2 separate regions of the Homo sapiens genome follow, and region 1 is linked to region 2. The links are chromatin contacts, found by Hi-C or POLR2A ChIA-PET in ENCODE. All regions are on one chromosome and are shown on one strand. The core of a region is the stretch at or near the end of the contact, and the rest is flanking DNA. Distances in the headings are between cores, read along the strand shown. Region 1 overlaps LOC112268055 (a long non-coding RNA gene). Region 2 holds the start of PBX3 (PBX homeobox 3).

What was found. Hi-C counts contacts between places; a loop is a spot of excess contacts on that map. ChIA-PET counts read pairs that join two places held with the same protein, here RNA polymerase II (POLR2A). Pooled maps may share reads with other maps.
Region 1: a map of PC-9 shows a loop between it and region 2 (2.7-fold over the local background). The contact joins the enhancer-like site here to the promoter of PBX3 in region 2. A Hi-C loop is called at or near these places in 7 of 168 maps with a recorded cell type or tissue (IMR-90, PC-9, Right ventricle myocardium superior and 4 more), 1 of 37 single-sample maps with no recorded cell type and 9 of 50 pooled maps. POLR2A ChIA-PET finds 5 or more read pairs at or near these places in 2 of 52 experiments (GM12878 and WTC11).

The regions. Positions count from the first base shown.
Region 1 is chr9:125,424,179-125,427,338 of GRCh38, forward strand. LOC112268055 (a long non-coding RNA gene) reads left to right here. Exons shown (of 3, transcript XR_002956935.2): 2 at 696-2,051. It also overlaps the pseudogene RNU5B-5P. Among named protein-coding and RNA genes, the nearest start is that of GAPVD1, 160 kb to the left of the region's middle. RefSeq lists an enhancer at 1-161. Within about 2 kb of position 1,298, at least 3 of the 41 ENCODE cell types and tissues checked have a DNase peak (open chromatin) inside an H3K27ac peak, as active enhancers do; they include ovary, where a contact is called at or near this core.
Region 2 is chr9:125,745,570-125,748,661 of GRCh38, forward strand. It overlaps PBX3 (PBX homeobox 3), which reads left to right and starts at 1,804. Exons shown (of 9, transcript NM_006195.6): 1 at 1,804-2,084; 2 at 2,981-3,054. The coding sequence starts at 1,885. PBX3-DT (PBX3 divergent transcript) reads right to left here and starts at 360. Exons shown (of 2, transcript NR_122032.1): 1 at 1-360. RefSeq lists silencers at 899-1,328, 1,579-1,628, 1,639-2,168, 2,439-2,778.

The sequences.
Region 1 (3,160 bases), core at 48-2,547, 320 kb before region 2:
GATTGCTACACACCGTGGGAAGGTCAGGGGACAGCATGGGTGGCATCTGACAGGGGGCCCTACTGCAGATGATTCATTGTGTGCCTGCTCTGAGCCAAGCCCTGGGGCCGGCACTGGTGACCCAGTGGTGGCCAGACAGGCAAAGCCCTTGTCCTCACAGGTTGCCCAGACCCCTTCTGGTGGGTGATGGTTACATACCCCCTGTGATGGGCGGGATTCTATCTCCCCCACAAATTCATCTGTTGAAGTCCTAACCCCCACTGCCTTAGCATGTGACTGTAATGAGAGACTGGGCCCTTATTCATTTATTTAATTATATTTTTTGAGACAGGATCTCGCTCTGTCGCCTGGGCTGGAGTGCAGTGGCGCCATCACGGCTCATGCAGCCTCAACTTCCCTGGGCTCAGGTGATCCTCCCACCTCAGCCTCCCAGGTGGCTGGGGCTACAGGCATGTGCCATTACATCCAGCTAATTTTTTTTTTTAATTTTTCGTAGAGACGGGGTCTCCCTATATTGCCCAGGCTGGTCTTGAACTCATGGGCTCAAGCGATCCTCCCACCTTGACCTCCCAAATTTCTGGGATTACAGGGGTGAGCCACCATGCCCGGCAAAGACAGGGCCTTTAAAGGGGTAATTAAATGAAAGTGACATCATTAGGGTGGGCCCTAATCCAATCTGACTGGTGTCCTTATAGGAGGAAGAAATTAGGACGCAGATACCCAGAGGGGAGACATGAGGACAGAGGGAAAAGCCGGCCATCCGCATGCCAGGCAGAGAGGCCTCGGGAGAAGCCGCCCCTGCTGGCACCTCCACCTCGGACTTCTAGCCTCCAGAATTGTGAGAACATCAGTTTATTTTGTTTACCCGCCCCCCCCCCGCCCCCACCAAATCTGTAGAACTTTGTTACAGCAGCCCTCGGGAACAAATACACCCCCAATATATGAACGTGCATTTGGAGTCGTGAGTGCAGCAGCCCCCTAGGAGCTGATACCACTGAAAATACGAGACACCCAATTAAATTTGAATTTCAGATAAACAATGAATAATTTTTTCGCATACACTGCATGGGACATACTTATTATACTAAAACAATCCATTGTTTATCTGAAATTCAAATTTAACTGGGCGTCCTGGATTTGCATTTGCTAGATCTGGCCACGTGGCCTGGCATCTAAGGCTGTGACTCCCATCCGACAGAGGTTCAAGGACAGAGACCAGCCTGGAAGCCGAGAAGGGGGTGAGAGCCTGAGGCTGCTTCCCAGGCCTGAGCTGCTCTCCCCAAACGGTTCCCATCTCCCGCACAAACATATTTATTGGGCCTGATGGCAAACAGATTATGCTTGTCCCAGGAAGGGCAGCTCCAAAGAGAAAACCTTGAAGTCCGGGAAATAATGATGAGGGAGTTAAATTAAAGTGCATAAAACCCTCCCGAGAGATAACGTCAGGGTGAGTTACAGGCCCGATAAGGGACTGGGGGCTTGCAGAGGGGGCTCAGAAAGGTCGCCCAGCGGCGCACAGAGGACCAGGAATCATAAATATGGGGCAAGACGCCCAGCCGGGGTCGCCGGGGTGAAAATATTGGGGTCATTCCAAAAACAATTATCCTGCTTGGTTTGCTCTTCAGGTCTTGTAAATCTTTCACCTTTTATAAAAGATTTCTGGAGAAGGAAGCACTCTGGAAGTCTTAACTGATTTTTGTGGCTGCTTCTTGGTGGTTCTGCTGAAGGAAAACAAAAAGACAGAGGAAAATGAAATTACCCAGCATTCTCAGAGGCACAGGGCTGGGCTGACTGGTTTTCTCTTATTCTTTGGAGAATTTGGGCTGCCTTGGGTTTTGAGTCCTCCCATTTACAGTCTTGACACCATTTAACAGTTCGTTTGTTCTGTTTTGAAGCCAGTTGCAGCAGGGCTTTCACTGCCCAGTGGGCCCTGTTCTATGGGGCCAACTTGGCAGCCATCTTGACTGGAGGCAGCCATCTTGGCAGAAGCGGTGCCCGTTCTGACTGAAGTGCAGCCGTCTTAACTGAGGGGCGTTCCTGGTGGCTAACAGGTACCCAGATGCTCGTTCTGACCGAAGTGCAGCCACCTTGACTGACGGGGTTCGTGGTGGCCGACATGTACCCAGGCTCGTGTGCCCAGGCAGAGCTCCTGAAGCTGGAGAATGGGTCTAGGCCACGCCTGGCCTCGTGCTCACGGCTCCAGCTGCATCCCCTGCCTTCCTATTGTCTGCCCAAGGGCACCCTTGGTCCAGTCCTGTCCTCTGTGGCTCTGTCTGTGTTCTGGGCTTCTCAGTTGCACCAGCAGAAGGCAGTCATTTGTCCCACAAATGTTTTTTAAGGCTGGGTGTGGTGGCATGTGCCTGTAATCCCAGCTATTCGGGAGTATGAGGCACAAGAATTGCTTGAACCTGGGAGATGGAGGTTGCAGTGAGCCAAGATCACGCCATTGCACTCCAGCCTGGGCAAGACAGGGAGACCCTGTCTCAAAAAAAAAAAAAAAAAAAGCGAAAAGAAAAGCTCATTGAGCACCTGCACACTTGCACATGCCGGCCACTGTGCTGGGTCCTAATGCCTCATCCTCAGCTGAGGGCGTCATCTTCTGGGTGGCTTTTTCCTAGGTTTCCCTGTCCCCCTCCGCACGTGCACAGCCACAAAACCGGCTCTCCTCAGAAATCTCTCTCCTATCGACTACCTCATTTATTTCTCACAACCCTGTAGAGGAGGGATTACTAGCGCATTTGACAGATGAGGAAACTGAGGCTCAGAGGGTGAAGTGACTGGCCTGGTGTCACACAGATAGGGGAGGAGGCAGAGCTGGGAGTTCAACACCGACCTGTACAGCTCTAGAACGGCGCTCTTGGTGTCCCGTGCCTTAGCTGTGTGCCCTGGCGGACTCACTGGGCACCCTGAGCCTTGCTCTCCTCATCTGCGCACGGGATACATGTTCTAGGCCTGCGTGGGGCGTGCGGGCGGGAGCCATGCGTGCGGGGCGTGCGGGCGGGAGCTGCAGGCGGGGGCTGAGGCTTGGAGTCTGGAAAGCATTCTAGGGGTGGAAGCCAGAGCTTCTCTGTGTGTGTGAGAAAGAGTATCCCCATTCAGCTTTCATGGTCTGGCACCTCCCACCACAATAGAATTATTCAAACTGAGTTAATTTGCTGAG
Region 2 (3,092 bases), core at 554-3,053:
AGGTCCATATTCCAAAATAATGTGAGCCTTCAGTTATTTGTAGGTAGAATTCAATGGAAGAAGGGGTGTTATAGATACGAAAAATCGTGGCTGGCGTTACCAACATTAAATGACTCGTGGTGATGGGGTAAGTTGACAAGTGAAATCCAGTCTCTTCCTAAACAAACGTATCTTTGTAATGAAGAGCTCGTTTTTGCAGCTTCAGTACATCTGGAGGCATCGAATAGCAAACGCTGCCAAAGGAGTAGTCCCTGGATTATCAGGAGTTGCAGAGTGTGTAAAGTGTTGTAAACCTTGAAATTAGTCCTGGACTGAAGGCACTTTCCCTCCTCCCAGACTCGCTTCTCTCTGACACATTTCCCCTTTCAATGGAAAGTCTATGGCAGTCAGGTCCACTCAGCTCAGACTTCAAGTATGTGAGACCACAGGTTCCCACCTTAACTGGTCACCCATTGAGGGACAGCACAAGACCCCGGTGCTGGCGCCAACGCTGAGCTGCGCCCTCTCGGTTACCATGGCGACCGCAGGCGGGGCGAGGCCCCCACTCGCCGCTTCCCCGCCTCTGCCCAGAACCTTTCGAACGCTCCAATTGGGACGACCCTTTCTTGCCTCTGTCCCGCCCCATTCGGCTCTAAGCGCTTTGCGATTGGCCCGGGACGAGCGGCCTGGTACCCAGAGGGCACCACCTCCTGACAGGAAGAGCGGGAAAGTGCACCAGGAGCTGTCCGAGGCGTGAAGCTCACGGGCGCGGCGGGGGAGCACACGGTTGGCTTTGCAGCGAGTTGCCCACTGTCCCATACACAACCCCCCGCTCCCATGACTGCCAAAAGCATGGAGCAGGAGTCGGGGTGCGGGCACACCGTTTGTGGGCCGGCCCGGTCTATCCCGGGGGGCTAGGACGCGACGAGGTTGGAGCGAGGATCCGGCGGCACACTCCGGAGCGCGGAGTATCAGAGGCCAGAGGGAACGGGCCGGGCCCCGGGGGCGGTGCCGGCGGCGGCGGCGGGAGGCGCAGAGCCCAATGAGCGCGCGCACCGCCCCGGGGGCGGGGTCTGAGGAGCGCTCCCCCGCCCTTGCCAGCCCCCGTCCCTCCCCCCGGCGCGGGGCCGCAGTGAGTGAGTGGCACTGGCAGCCTGTCAATCCCTCGGCCCAGCGGCCTTCCAGCCCGGTCCGCGGCGGCTGCTGGCTGGGTGCGCGGCTCCGGCGGCGGCGGCGGCGACTTCTCCCGCCCTATCCATCGGCTGTCCGCCCGGCGCGCGGCCCGCCGGGGCCCTCCTCCGGGCTCAGCGCCCCCGCCGCCTCTGCCCGCCCGCTCCCAAACTTTCCTCCTCCGCCCCCCCTCGCTCCCCGCGGCCCGCCCGCAGGCCTCCTCCTCCGCCGCCGCCCGCCGCCGCCGCCGCTGCCTCCCCCGGGGCCGCCGGGGCTCGGATCCCGCCTGGCCGAGGCGGCGGCGGCGGCCGAGGAGGGCAGTGCGCAGGCTGGCGCGGGGGGCGGCGGGCGTCCCGGCAACTCGGCGGGCGCTGAGGAGCAAGTTGCGCGGGGCCGCCCGGCGGGGCGCGCGGCGGCGAGGAGGCGGCGCGGCGGCCGCGTGAGGGCAGCGGGCGCCGCCGCCTCCGCCTCCGCCACCGCCGCGGAGCCCGGCGCTTCCGCCCGCCGCTTCTCCTCAGCCTCGGCGGCGGCGGAAGCCGGAGCCGGGCGCCCGTCCTCATCGCCTCAGCCGCGGGCCCTGCCGGCCGGGCCGCCCCCTCCCCGCGCGGGCGGGGAGCGCGCGGCCGCCTCCCCCTCCCCCTCCCCCTCTTTCTTCTCCTCCCTCGTCGCCGCCGCCGCCGCCGCCGCCTCAGCCTTCGCCTCAGCCGCCGCCCGCTCCCGCCCGCGCGCGGCGGGATGGACGATCAATCCAGGATGCTGCAGACTCTGGCCGGGGTGAACCTGGCTGGCCACTCGGTGCAGGGGGGCATGGCCCTGCCGCCTCCCCCGCACGGCCACGAAGGGGCGGACGGCGACGGCAGGAAGCAGGACATCGGCGACATCCTCCACCAGATCATGACCATCACCGACCAGAGCTTGGACGAGGCGCAAGCAAAGTTGGTGTCGTCTCATTAAGCATCTTTTGTGTGTGTGCGGGAGCCGGGCCCGCGGCCGAGTCGAGGCCCGGGGTGGCGCCCGGGGCTAGGGCCGCAGCCCCCGGCGGGGAACTTTCTCCGAAAGCCGGCCGCCCGCCCCGGCCTCGGGGGGACTTGCCCGCGCCCCCCGAAGCGGGCGGGAGTCGGCAAAGTTGCTCTGGGGGGCTCGGGACGGACTCGGTGCGGCGCGGATTCCGTGGCGTCCTTTCCCCCGTCCTGCCCCTCGCAGCCCGGCCCCCTCCCAGGGATTTAAACCTCCCGCCCCGACCCCGTGCGGGCCGCGCCGCCGGGAAGTGTAACTTTCTCCTCCGGCGGGGAGTCCCGGCGCCGGCTCCCGCGGCCGCGGGACGACCTCGCGATGCGGGCGGCCACCCGGGCCCGGCGCGGGGCGATGGGCGGTTCCCTGGCGGGTCCGGGTGCGGACGGCCAAGTTCTCGGAGAGGGAGGGCCGCCTTGCAAACTTTGCCGAGCTGTCACCCTCCCGCTGGCCGCAGTCGGCCGGCCTCCTCTGCACAGGAGCGGACGCGGGAGCCCCTCCGCACCCGTCCCCTCCCCCGGGTCGCCTTCGCCTGCCCCCGGGGCGAGGCTCCCCGCGCGGGTTCGCGTCGCGTCTGCAGTGGCCGAGGCTGCTGCCTGCCGGGCAGATGGGTCCGCCTTGTTCCGGCTGCAGCTTTCGCCGCCGGGGCTTGCTGGCTGTCGGGAACTAGTCAACTGGAGTTTTTGTTGACTTCCCACGGTTCAAAAGGGCCTTCCAGAATGGGGGGCTGGAATTAAATCTTGGGTCTAACTTAAAGGAAGGCGCCATATTATTCCATAGGTGATGCTAATACCTTTGTGTTTCGTTATTTGTTTTTTAGGAAACATGCCCTGAACTGTCACAGAATGAAACCAGCGCTCTTCAGCGTCCTGTGTGAGATCAAAGAGAAAACAGGTAAGACGCTGCGCCCCGCAGTGGGCCTGGAGACCCCC